Linked DNA regions of Homo sapiens: all the other regions are linked to region 1. Evidence: chromatin contacts called from ENCODE Hi-C or POLR2A ChIA-PET data. All regions are on one chromosome and are shown on one strand. The core of a region is the stretch at or near the end of the contact, and the rest is flanking DNA. Distances in the headings are between cores, read along the strand shown.

Region 1 (3,001 bases), core at 245-2,744:
GGTTCCCAATAGGTGTATGGGACAATTTGCATCCCTTTTCTCCAGGTCTGCTGCCCTTTTATTCCAGAGACTAAAATTATCTCTCCTTCAGAGTAGAAGGAGAGTTTAAAACTCCCCTACCCCTGCCACAGCCAAGCCCTGGCTCCCACCGTACCTCCTCCCCTCCACACTCTACCTGAAACAACCACCAGTGGACACTCCCTCCCTCAAACACCTTCAATGACTCCCCACCGCCCAGGCCTCTTTCTTTCCACCCGAAGTGTTTCCTTCTCCAATGCTACACTGGGGAACCACAGACCAGAAAACTCGAAAAATCCTCCAAAAAGCATTTTTTGTTTGTTTGACAGTTTCACCCAGGCTGGAGTACAGTGGGCAATCTCAGCTCACTGCAACCTCCGCCTCCCGGGCTCTAGCGATTCTCCCGCCTCAGTCTCCCAAGTAGGTGGAGTTACAGGCATGCGCCACCACACCCGGCTAATTTTTTGTGTTTTTAGTAGAAACGGGGTTTCATGTTGGCCAGGCTGGTCTCGAACTCCCGACCTCAGGTGACCCACCCGCCTTGGCCTCCCAAAGTTTTGGGATTACAGGCATTAGCCACTGCGCCCGGCCCCCTAAAGCATCTTATTGTTCCATCTGCTCTAGGGGCCGGAAGACACAAGAGAGAGCCCCAGGCACCCAACACTGTTGCATTCAATCCGCTTCCTGTCTTTTCTCTGACATTTTTTCCCAAGCACAGACACTGCCACCCAAATCAAAGCCCATCCCCCAACCACAACCAAAGTCAACAAGGTGGGGGCAGGGAAGGGCCACCACCATGTTTGCACAGCTCCTTCCCCTCCCGCCCTGGACTCCCCCAGGGCCCGGCCCGCCGGCTTGCAGGCAGCCATCCGGGAGGGGTGCCCACCCTGGCCTTGAGCCCCGCGCTCGGGCGACTTCGCCAAGTCGGAAGGACGCTGCGCGGTGCGGTTCAGACGGGGCGATGCCTCCCTCGTAAAAGTTAGGAGTCTGTTTTTGCAACTTCACTTTTCCGTTGTTGCCATTCGTACAGGCGCAGGATTCCCGGGCGGACCTGCAGGCCCGGGTCCGGCTGTCCCCTTCCACTACACCCCCCGTGCCCCGGCCACTTCCCGGGGGCAGCACTGCCGGGGCGCAAAGCCTCCTCCGCGCTCTGCGCTCCGGGGATGTCGCCGGGGTCCCAGGCGTGCCCGCTGCCCCCACCCCGACCCCTCCCGCAGCCGGGGAACAGGGTCAGTGGGCGCCGCGGGCGGGGCTGGACCGGGCACCCCGGCGGCGAAACCGAAACTTGGAGCCGGCAGGAAGAGGCGGCCGGGAGGGGCATCCGGACGCAGGCGCCGCTCCCCGGGACCCGGCCCGCCGGCCCGCGGGGCCCACTGTATCCTAGCCCGCTCCCCGCCCCGGGAGACTCTCCAGGCCCGCTCGCACCTGCGGCCCCCGAGCTCGCCGCCTGCCGCGCGCTGTCGCCCCTCGGGTCACGGGGCCCTGGGCCCCGCCCTGCCCGCCGCCGCCGCCGCCGGCCCCGCCCTGCCCGCCGCCGCCGCCGCCGGCCCCGCCCTGCCCGCCGCCGCCGCCGCCGGCCCCGCCCTGCCCGCCGCCGCCGCCGCCGGCCCCGCCCTGCCCGCCGCCGCCGCCGCCGGCCCCGCCCTGCCCGCCGCCGCCGCCGCCGGCCCCGCCCTGCCCGCCGCCGCCGCCGCCGGCCCCGCCCTGCCCGCCGCCGCCGCCGCCGGCCCCGCCCTGCCCGCCGCCGCCGCCGCCGGCCCCGCCCTGCCCGCCGCCGCCGCCGCCGGCCCCGCCCTGCCCGCCGCCGCCGCCGGCCCCGCGCAGGCGTGTGCGGAATTCCCCGCCGGTGGCGCCTCCCAGTGACTCCGGGCCCCCAGCCCCCGGGAGGCGCCTCGGGCCGCTGCGCGCCGGGTACAGACGCGGGAGGGGCCTCGGTTCCCGCCAGGCGTGGGGCGCATGCGGGTCTCCCGGAAGCCCAGACCCCGGGCAGGCCCGAGCAGCCGAGTGGGGCGGGACAGGCGCGCCCCCCGCCCCGGCGCCCAGCACCTCGGACAGTGTCTGCGGCCGCGCAGAGCCGGCGGCCAGCCTGGGAGCGGCCCAGAGGGCGCCCGGCGGGTGCAGTGGACGTCGTCAGCGCGCCGCGTGGGGGCCTTTGCAGATTAAGGGACCTCCGCGGCCCCGCGCGGAGCGCTCTGTCACTGATGATGGAGGGGCCACGGCGGTCCGCACCATCCCCCGTGCCTCAGTTTTCCCATCTGTGAGGCTCATGGTGTGACCAGGGACCTCCGTTTTAAAATCACCCACTTTCTTTTTCTTCCTTCTCCTCTCACCCCTTCATCCCGTCCCTCTCTGGACACTGCGCCCCTCTGCGCATTCCAGAGGGGACCCTCATCCTGAAACAATTCCCGGCGCGGAACCCCAGCTGAATGCTCCTGCTTGGGGCGGGGGGTCGCCAACAATTAGTCCAACATCCTCGACAGCCACCCCTCCTAACCGACAACTGCCCACGACAGCCATGGGAACAAGACACAGACCCTGCCCTTACCCCACTCCCCACGGTGCCCACGGCAAGTTTCCCTAGAAGAACTCGATGGCAGCCTGGGCAACATAGAGAGACCCCATCTCTACAAAAAAAATCATTTAAAAAAATTAGCTGGGCGTGGTGGTGCACCTGAAGAGGCTGAGGCAAGAGGATCGTTTGAGCCCAGGGAGCTCCAGGCTGCAGTGAGTCGTGATCATACCACTGCACTCCAGCCTGGATGACAAAGTGAGATCTTGCCTCAAAAACTAACAAACACACAAAACCTGAGGATAAATTTTTAATTTTAGGGTGGCACTTTATTTATTGTTTGTTTGTTTTTTGGAGACAGTCTCACTCTATACCCCAGGCTGGAGTGCAGTGGCGTGATCTTGGCTCACTGCAAACTCCACCTCCCAGTTCAAGTGATTCTCATGCCTCAGCCTCCCGAGTAGCTGGGATTAC
Region 2 (3,113 bases), core at 448-2,947, 530 kb before region 1:
CCTAAAACAAATTTTTGTTGTCATCACTAGGTGATTTTTAACAGACCTTTTTGCTCTAGAGATGTGGAGCTTGTGGCGCTGTCTGAGCTCATGTGGCTCAACACGCGCTGGCAGGGCTCTGTCCGGAGTAGCCACAGACACAGGTGACCGGGGGGCTCTGTCCGGAGTAGCCACAGACACAGGTGACCAGGGGGGATGGGACAGCACACAGCAGCCATCCAGGATGGAGACGAGACACTGTCCCACACGGAGATGGAGGCGTGGGTAAGGCTTGGGCTCCTGCTACCAGGCGGAGGAGAAAGGATACTGCGGCCCTCCCACCTCCAGAGGAAACCATGGAAATAGCCACAGGGAGGCACGACAAACAGAAAACACCAAGACAGTTTTCACCCAAGAGCTGCCTGAATAAGCCAACCCAGCAAGGATAAAATATAACTGCTGAAATATTAATGGATATGGTTTATTTAAGAAATTAGATATATAATATATATACACAGGTTAAGTGTCCCTTTATCTGAAATGCTTGGAACCGGAAGCGTTTCGGATTTCGAATTTGTTCAGATTTTGGAATATCTGCATTATACTTACCAGTTAAGTTTTTTGGATTTATCACTAATCCGAAAACATGAAGTCCAAAATGCTCCAAAGAGCATTGTTTCTGAGTAGCACATCAGTGCTCAAAAAGTTTCCGATTTTGGCCTGGCACGGCCAGAATCACTCACGCCTGTAATCCCGGCGCTTTGAGAAGCGGAGGTGGGAGGATCGCTTGAGGCCAGGCGTTCAAGACCAGCCTGGCCAATACAGCAAGATGCCCTATTTTTTTTTAATTCATTAAAAATTTTTTTACAGTTTGATGCATTCCTGATTTTGGATTTTTAGATTTGGGATACGCATCCGGTGTGTGTGTGGGGAGGGCGCAGGGGTGGCGGGGGCAATATATACGTTACAGGTAATAGAGAGCTCTAAAACTCAGAAAACAGAGGGGGAAATAAAAGCCCCAAAGAAAGCGCACAGCAATACCAGTAAACAGATCTCAAGAACAGCTTCGCAAAACTGCAGTCTCGTCAGGGAACCAAACCAACCAGAAGGGGAGGGGAGCACAGATCATCTAGTCCCATTTTTTTTTTAAAGTTATTTTCCACGTGATGCTTCTGAGAGCCTCCACTATCTGTTTAGCCTTTGGAAACAGTCTTCTAAGTCACAGCTTGCACTGTTTGGAAAGCCTCTGGGCACTGAGCTCTGTTAGGTACCCATGCTGAGGACTGCTCACTTAGCACATCTGGTAGACCACTCCACATCAGGACCAGTGTCGCTTCCCCGGCCTTCCTGTTGGCCACACAGCCACCTTCCACGGTGGGAGTGAACCACGACGGAGCTCACCGTGCCCTCATGAACGTTTACACATAATATTCTTGCATTTTTCCCCTGATACACAAGGCAAGCACGTTTTTACAAGAGAAACTTGGAAGTGGGGTTGCTTTTCCTGCCTAATTTAGTAAATTCAGGCCCTAATATTAAGATATAACTTTGTATATTAAGATGTAGAAAACAATTATCTTGCATGTTAATTCTAGAAGAAATGGGGTTCTGAGCCAAAGGGTTTAAAATAACTCCAAAGTTCTTCCATACTGCCTGGATGACTCAGGATGAGTCACGATGAATCCGGTGCACAAACAAACAGAACAAGGCAGTGCAGGCCACGCTCCGGGTCCTGAAACACCACTTCAGATCCAAAAAGATCACGCGAGGGACAGACGGGTTGGCCAATGGGACTGGAAGGATTATGGGAGGCAAGTGCCATTGACTCTTCATAGGCCTGACTAAATCCCGTCACTTCATCGCTCAGGTTCTGAAATCAGTTTGCCCTGAGATAGTAAAATGGAAACTGGATGGCGACAGGGGGGGAGGGGATGGAAAGTTACAGAATATTAAAGGGACAGTTTCAGAAAATAAGGTAAGAGCTAGCTATGATCTAGCTATCATTTCAGTGGCAGCAGAAATGATTTGTATGCGAAGTGGTATGTTCTTGCTTTGGCTTAAAGTCTGGAGACTTTTTAAATGTTCAAAGGAATTCAGCTTTTTATTATTTTTCTTTTCATATGGCCCATGTTTGGTTATCTCCTGCACTAAGCCCCAGTGTGACAATCACAAACACAGCCTTAATCAGAGAACAAAAGAACACAGCCACATGAAAGGGAACATGCCATGTTGATAGAAAGTACTTCTGAGAAGCAAGAGCCTTCAAAAAGGAAAAGAAACTCATCAGATCCAGAGAGCCACAAGAGCTTAAAAATCCTACTTACTTTTCTATCAAATCCAGTGTGACGCCAGGCACCAGACTGACACATTTCTGCATGCAAAACCTGCAGAGAAAGAAAAGAATGTGAACGGCATGAATGGAACAGTCACCCAGGAAATTCAACAGGCCTGCAGAAAAAGGGAAGAGTTAAAGGTGGGGACAGGGACTACCACGGTGAACAAGTACACTCAGATTTCCTTAATTCGGCAGCTTTTAGATTTGTAAAGAAAATCTCATTGCCATTCTGTCAAGGCGTGAGACTACAGAGCTGCCACAGTGAGTTGTCAGGAGAAAGGAGAGAAGCCGTTTGCAGCCACATGAAGCCCGGTCCCTGGAGAGGAGCGCCGAGATGCTTAATAAAGCTCAGTCTCCAAACGAGATGCTGGAGTGGACTGGACCTGCCACTTCTTTCCTTCTTAAGGAAGTGAGCTGGGGAGACTGCTGGAGTAGAATAAATGAGTAGCCTCAAGACACACAAAAGAAATGCAAATTCAATTATATCATGTTCATAATCATAAAATCCTACAGGTCAGAGCTGGGTTCATGTCTGACGCAGGTCCATCCTTAGGAGCGCGTGTGGAGCCGGACAGGCTTTCTCTAACGTGGCGCCAACAGGAGGTAGGAAAGCATCTCTCCTCCCATCCGGGCTACTGGCATACAGTGGGCAGAATCGAGGCAGCAGAGTAAAAAGGCAATGCAGTATTTTTAGTAGGAGAAATGCAAAATGTTTAATTCACCTACTTTTAAAATTAAGAACAAATAACACCCCTTAAAAACATAATGGCAGGTGCAGAGCAAGTATGCACATCTCCAA
Region 3 (3,275 bases), core at 708-3,207, 570 kb before region 1:
GACTAAAGAGCAATTTTTCACTTTCAAATATATGAAATATATTTCAATTTTCCCAAGACTGGCCCTCTTTGCACAAACATGCCCTTCCCCTGCCAACAGAGTTAAGAAGCAATCAGGAGATAATCAAAAGGCCTCAAAGTACGTGCAATAAATAGCTCCCATATGCCCAGTAAATCCCCAGCTGCAGGCAAATGGTATTCAGCAGCATTGAGGGAGATTTTACTCTTTGTTAAGACAGAAGCAAAGTCAATTATTGCAATTAAACTCTATAAAGATTCCTCGAATTTAATCAAATAAAAAGTTTCTGCTTCAGGAGTTAGAAGAAAGTGTGTGCAAGTTAGGGGAGGTGGAGGCGAGAGGAGGGCAGAGAGGGTGTCCGGGCCGTGGGCCGAGCAGACCAGCGTGGCACCTGGTGTGGCCTCGGTCAGTGCTGGGCAAGGCGCCTTTGGAACCATGCCTCCCGGAAAGCCTATTCGCACGTTCTCCAAGGCCCTCGCTTGGTGTTGAAGGCCTGAACTGCACTGGAGACATCGCTCAGCACACCGGACAGGATGCCGCCCAGCAAAGCTGTGTCAGAGCCACGGGTGACAATCTCTCTCGGACACGTGACCCATGTTGCTGCAGTGGGACATGTGCTCCTAAAAGGCTGGGGGCCCACTTGGATCCAGCCCCGGGGTGGGAGGCGGGGACTGACCCAGCTCCACATTTCAGACCAGAAAAGCAGCCCCAGATGGTTCTGGTTTCACTGATGCACAGAGGCTCAGGAGGCTGCGGGGATGACACAAAGCCCAGGAGGAAGGGCTGTGGCTCGGCGCCCAGACGATGCACGGAGGCTGCTCGGGGCCGTCCGGCTACCCAGGGCTGTGGACTCGAGGCAGAGCTGTCTACATGAGAGGAGGAAAATAACTTTGTTCAAGTACTAATGAGAAGAAAGGATGTAAAAGAACGCCTACAAACCGCTGAAAGACAAGCGCTGGAACCCGATTATCAGCACACAGTGAAGCGGCCCTGAACCTCAAGCCACAGCTCGGCCTGGGCCCGAAGGACAGCCCCACTCAGAGCAAGGCAGGGAAGACGGAGGTACTGGGAGGAGCTTGCACCCTGGCACCGCCTGCTGAGCAAGCCAGAGGCCCTCTCGGGGCCGTGGGTGGTTTATTTATTTATTTATTTAACCAAATTACAGGGCCAGATTACCCATTAAATTCTAAAATCGCATGGCAACCTTTTGTTTTGTTTTGTTTTTTGAGACGGAGTCTCACTCTGTCACCTATGCTGGAGCGCAGTGGTGCGATCTTGGCTCACTGCAACCTCCGCCTCCCGGGTTCAAGTGATTCTCCTGCCTCGGTCTCCTGAGTAGCTGGGATTACAGGAATGTGCCACACGCCTGGCTAATTTTTGTATTTTTAGTAGAGACGGGGTTTCACCATGTTGGTCAGGCGGGTCTCGAACTCCTGACCTCAGGTGATCTGCCTGCCGTGGCCTCCCAAAGTGCTGGGATTACAGGCGTGAGCCATTGCACCCGGCCTGCACGGCAACCTTTTAAACAGCAGAACAACGGTATTCTCTAATGAACATTTATCTGTTGATTAAAACTGGCTGCATTTTCTACGGTAAAATCAACACACACTTGCAGCTCTAATTTGGGATTCCCAGCTAAAGACAAGTGGGAAAGTGGGTCCTACGTACACACGAGAGGCCATGGTGGTGGGCTTCGGCGGCAGCAGCCAGCCCTGTGAGGTTTGGCAGCACACGACAGCAGAAGGTGGGAGGGGACCGGGAAGGTGTCTGGATTAGCACTTCCCACAGCCTGCGATCAAGCTGCCTGGAGAAGCAGGGCTGGAGTGCTGGAGTGCAGATCTGAGGGGAGGAGGCTGTGATTAGCTGTGACCAGCTCATCTGCATCGTGGGCTCCTCCCCCCCAGCAGCTGGGGGCAGAGGGACTTTCTAAGCTGTTGGCTGTTCTGATGAGTCACTCGCCTGGAAAACATGTCATCCAGGCAAGAGCTGGGTTTTCAGGAAACAGCCCTGAGATGGCGGGTGCCCAGGAGGTGGGCTGGAGGAAAACCGTCCAAGTCCAAGTCCGCACAGCCTCCATCTGCGCTGATCAGTCAGAGCGCGCCCGCCCCGGGAACGGAAAGCACGGGTTATTACCGCAGAGAAACGCAGGGTTTCAGGACCCCTGAAATTGAAAGTGAAGGAGAATGACTCCCCGGTGACTTTGCATCAAACATTAAACAGAAAGCCGGCTCTGAGTATTCATTACTGCCGCGGCCTGAAGCAAAGTGTAAATGCAGATGACTTCATGTTTTAACCTCAATGTTTGTTAGGCTTTGTTCCCTCTTTCCTCTTGCTAAAAATTCAACCTCTCCATCACCACCCAAGGAGTATAATAGCTAGATTGTACATTATTTATTCCAAATGCTCTTTTCTGCTATCTTTCCTGTGTGCTCCCTGGGGATGTACACACTTTGGTCTATTGATGAGGGGAGGAGAGAGCTCTGGGCATTGTTTTCGTGGCAGACAGCCCTGCAGAGCCCCCGGTGATGCTCCCATGGTGAGGAGCCCACCTCCACAGCAGCTCAGTCCTCAGTTGCAGTTGGCAAAATCTAGTAACAGAGGAGAGCACGATTCTGTTTCTGAGCCGAATGTTCTCCGTCTGAGCGTCTGAAACCACTCCTCACTCCTTTGTGCCTCCCTCCCTGCCCTTGTTAAGGAACAGCATTGGAGCTGGGACATGCCACTCAAGGTGGAGGCCACATTCCCTCCCTCCCTGGATGAGGCTGGACCAGACACTGCCACAGGACAGGGGGGCGATGGGCATGTGAGCTCCAAGTCTGTCCCCCAGGCCTGAGCTGCCTCGTCCACTCCTCGCGGCCTTCCCACCTGCGGGAATGTTGCTCCAGTGGCCAGCACGAGCTTCCACGGGGGATGGAAGCCTCCAAGACAGGAGCCGCCTGCACCCTGACACCTGGGGCCACGGCAGCCTATGCTGCCTATGCTCACACATGCCCATTTGTAAAGCCCCTGGATCACGGGTTCCCAATGAATGGGTGTTTCAACTAGTACACCTAACTACCTCCAGGGAGAAAGGCAAACCATTCAATGGAGTTTTTCCACACTAACCCAGCCGGTGTCTCAAGAGCGGTGTTGGCTGCATGCCCTCCGTATCCACCTGGCTCAAGCCCTTATAGCCAGGCACCAACATCTTCCTCATCTCTGGCTCAGCATAAAGGCCCTCCACAATCAAGACCAGTACCAAGTCTGTGTGGTTACGC
Region 4 (3,029 bases), core at 33-2,532, 620 kb before region 1:
TTGCCCAAAACCCGAGGAAAAGGGGCAAGATTTGAAACAAAACTAAGTTTCAAGTCCAGGTTCTCCCTCTTACTAGTCAGGGACCCAGGTAAAGTTTTAAAAATCTGTGCTCAGCTGGGCGTGGTGGCTCATGCCTATAATCCCAGCACTTTGGGAGGCTGAGACAGGCGGGTCACAAGGTCAGGAGTTCGAGACCAGCCTGGCCAATATGGTGAAATCCTGTCTCTACTAAAAAATACAAAAATTAGCAGGGTGTGGTGGTGCGTGCCTGTAGTCCCAGCTACTCGGGAGGCTGAGGCAGGAGAATCGCTGGAACCTGGGAGGCGGAGGCTGTAGTGAGCTGAGATCGCACCACTGCATTCCAGCCTGGGCGACAGAGCAAGACTACGTCTCAAAAAAAAAAAATCTGTGCTCAGGTCGTGGAGTCAGAGATGAAACCACGCATGTGAAAGCAGTCTGAAACTGCAGTGCGATGTACAAATCATGGATGCTGTGTTTCTTGGAGAGGGACCCACAGAGCATGGGTTTCTAGGATCAATACCTAGAAACTGAGCAGTGACAGACACTGCATCGACAGAGTGAGGCGTGCGTTCTGCCAGCTCCCAGCATGCTCCTTTCCAGAGGACGAAGGCCATGCAAGGACAGAGGGCCGGAATTTTAAGAACTGGATGCCTGAGGATCAAGAAGAGAACGGCTCTCCAGTGCAGCCCTGCACAGCTGGCCCTTTCCCACTGAGGCAGGAGCAGTTTTGCAGAGGGAATCTGCTGGTTATGCAGCCCAGAAGCCCCTAACCCCGCCATTTCTCAGGGGTGCTCTTACAATGAGGTGTTTCTGCCTCACATCAATACACTGATGAGGCGGGTTATGGGCTGGGCTGCTGGAATGAGAGCTGAGCACGATGGGGAGCGGGTGGTCAGGGAGCCAGGCGCCGGCCTCAGATTGCAAGCTGCTCCCCCGAGCTGAGGAGGCCAATTAAGCAGGCAGTTTTCAAGCAACAACTGGCTTTAGCTGAAGGTTTTGACAAATAAACTGAGATGCATCGACCGCCGTCCACGTAAAGACTCAGCCCAGAGGGCCAGGGCAACAGAAAAAGCACTGGGTTCTGAGAATGAAGGCACCTTCCTTTGTTTTAACCACAGGTTCCACAAGTCAAATCGAAGCCCACACATTCACGGTGAAGCTCCTCAAACATGTCTCACGAGAGTGTAATGAAGCATCACTGACTCAAATCTCACTAATTCTGAATTTGAGGCATGCAAATCAGGGTGGGAGAACTTAGATGTGCCCTTGGTATCGGAGTCTGGCAACTATGTGGTGTATACTACCAGATGTCTGTTCTGATACGGTCATTATGCCAGGTGGGAACCACGGATGATGATGCCTTTTCATACCTTCATTTTCAGCGCTCGGCAGGGGTCATTTACATATCTGTTTAATACACACATTTTCACTAACTCAAACCGCCCCCACCCTCCCCGCAGGCAGGAACCTGGGAGCTCCCACTTCGCTGGCTAGGGGGACTGGGGTGGACTCTCTCGGCTGCTGCTCACTCGCCCAAATTACAAGCACACTTAGACCAAGGGCCTCGTTAAACAGAAGAGGAAACAAGACTTGAAACCACACACGCGCAGAACGGCAGCCAGCAGGCAACACACACTCCCTGCGTGGCACGGGCTCAGTGGGAAGACCCAGCAGGCGACACACACACATCCTGGGCGGCACGGGCTCGGTGGGAAGACCCAGCAGGCGACACACACACCCTGCATGGCACGGGCTCGGTGGAAGACCCGGCAGGCGACACACACACCCTGAGTGGCACGGGCTCGGTGGGAAGACCCGGCAGGCGACACACACACCCTGCATGGCACAGGCTCGGTGGAAAACCCAGCAGGCGACACACACACCCTGTGTGGCACGGGCTCGGTGGAAGACCCGGCAGGCGACACACACACCCTGTGTGGCACGGGCTCGGTGGAAGACCCGGCAGGCGACACACACACCCTGCGTGGCACGGGCTCGGTGGAAGACCCGGCAGGCGACACACACATCCTGGGTGGAGGGGCTTGGTGGAAGACCCGGCAGGCGACACACACACCCTGCGTGGCACGGGCTCGGTGTGAAGACCCAGCAGGCGACACACACATCCTGGGCGGAGGGGCTTGGTGGAAGACCCGGCAGGCGACACACACACCCTGCGTGGCACAGGCTCGGTGGGAAGACACGGCAGGCGACACACACACCCTGCGTGGCACGGGCTCGGTGGGAAGACACGGCAGGCGACACACACACCCTGCGTGGCACGGGCTCGGTGGGAAGACACGGCAGGCGACACACACACCCTGCGTGGCACGGGCTCGGTGGGAAGACACGGCAGGCGACACACACACCCTGCGTGGCACGGGCTCGGTGGAAGACCCGGCAGGCGACACACACACCCTGCGTGGCACGGGCTCGGTGTGAAGACCCGGCAGGCGACACACACACCCTGCGTGGCACGGGCTCGGTGGAAGACCCGGCAGGCGACACACACACCCTGCGTGGCACGGGTTCGGTGGGAAGACACGGCAGGCGACACACACACCCTGCGTGGCACGGGCTCGGTGGAAGACCCGGCAGGTGACACACACATCCTGGGCAGCACGGGCTCGGTGGAAGACCCGGCAGGTGACACACACACCCTGCGTGGCACGGGCTCGGTGTGAAGACCCAGCAGGTGACACACACATCCTGGGCGGCACGGGCTCGGTGGAAGACCTGGCAGGTGACACACACACCCTGCGTGGCATGGGCTCGGTGTGAAGACCCAGCAGGTGACACACACATCCTGGGCGGCACGGGCTCGGTGGAAGACCTGGCAGGTGACACACACACCCTGCGTGGCACGGGCTCGGTGTGAAGACCCAGCAGGTGACACACACATCCTGGGCGGCACGGGCTCGGTGGGAAGACCCGGCAGGCGACACACACACCCTGCGTGGCACAGGCTCGGTGTGAAGACCCGGCAGGCGACACACACACCCTGCGTGGCA

Evidence for each region. Hi-C counts contacts between places; a loop is a spot of excess contacts on that map. ChIA-PET counts read pairs that join two places held with the same protein, here RNA polymerase II (POLR2A). Pooled maps may share reads with other maps.
Region 2: a pooled map shows a loop between it and region 1 (4-fold over the local background). The contact joins the enhancer-like site here to the promoter of RNF213 in region 1. A Hi-C loop is called at or near these places in 2 of 37 single-sample maps with no recorded cell type and 6 of 50 pooled maps.
Region 3: a pooled map shows a loop between it and region 1 (7-fold over the local background). The contact joins the enhancer-like site here to the promoter of RNF213 in region 1. A Hi-C loop is called at or near these places in 2 of 37 single-sample maps with no recorded cell type and 7 of 50 pooled maps. POLR2A ChIA-PET finds 5 or more read pairs at or near these places in 1 of 52 experiments (OCI-LY7).
Region 4: a map with no recorded cell type shows a loop between it and region 1 (22-fold over the local background). The contact joins the enhancer-like site here to the promoter of RNF213 in region 1. A Hi-C loop is called at or near these places in 5 of 37 single-sample maps with no recorded cell type and 5 of 50 pooled maps.

The regions. Positions count from the first base shown.
Region 1 is chr17:80,259,345-80,262,345 of GRCh38, reverse strand. It overlaps RNF213 (ring finger protein 213), which reads right to left and starts at 1,494. Exons shown (of 68, transcript NM_001256071.3): 1 at 1,444-1,494. RefSeq lists silencers at 617-756, 1,137-1,486, 1,766-2,115.
Region 2 is chr17:80,790,700-80,793,812 of GRCh38, reverse strand. It overlaps RPTOR (regulatory associated protein of MTOR complex 1), which reads right to left. Exons shown (of 34, transcript NM_020761.3): 7 at 2,304-2,363. Among named protein-coding and RNA genes, the nearest start is that of CHMP6, 200 kb to the left of the region's middle. Within about 2 kb of position 1,697, at least 22 of the 41 ENCODE cell types and tissues checked have a DNase peak (open chromatin) inside an H3K27ac peak, as active enhancers do.
Region 3 is chr17:80,831,958-80,835,232 of GRCh38, reverse strand. The region is part of intron 9 of RPTOR (regulatory associated protein of MTOR complex 1); the gene reads right to left. Among named protein-coding and RNA genes, the nearest start is that of CHMP6, 160 kb to the left of the region's middle. RefSeq lists enhancers at 298-1,069, 1,839-2,148, 2,615-3,275 and a silencer at 1,794-2,010. Within about 2 kb of position 1,957, at least 41 of the 41 ENCODE cell types and tissues checked have a DNase peak (open chromatin) inside an H3K27ac peak, as active enhancers do; they include OCI-LY7, where a contact is called at or near this core.
Region 4 is chr17:80,875,729-80,878,757 of GRCh38, reverse strand. All of the region lies in intron 13 of RPTOR (regulatory associated protein of MTOR complex 1), which reads right to left. Among named protein-coding and RNA genes, the nearest start is that of CHMP6, 110 kb to the left of the region's middle. RefSeq lists enhancers at 1-166, 1,384-1,433. Within about 2 kb of position 1,282, at least 4 of the 41 ENCODE cell types and tissues checked have a DNase peak (open chromatin) inside an H3K27ac peak, as active enhancers do.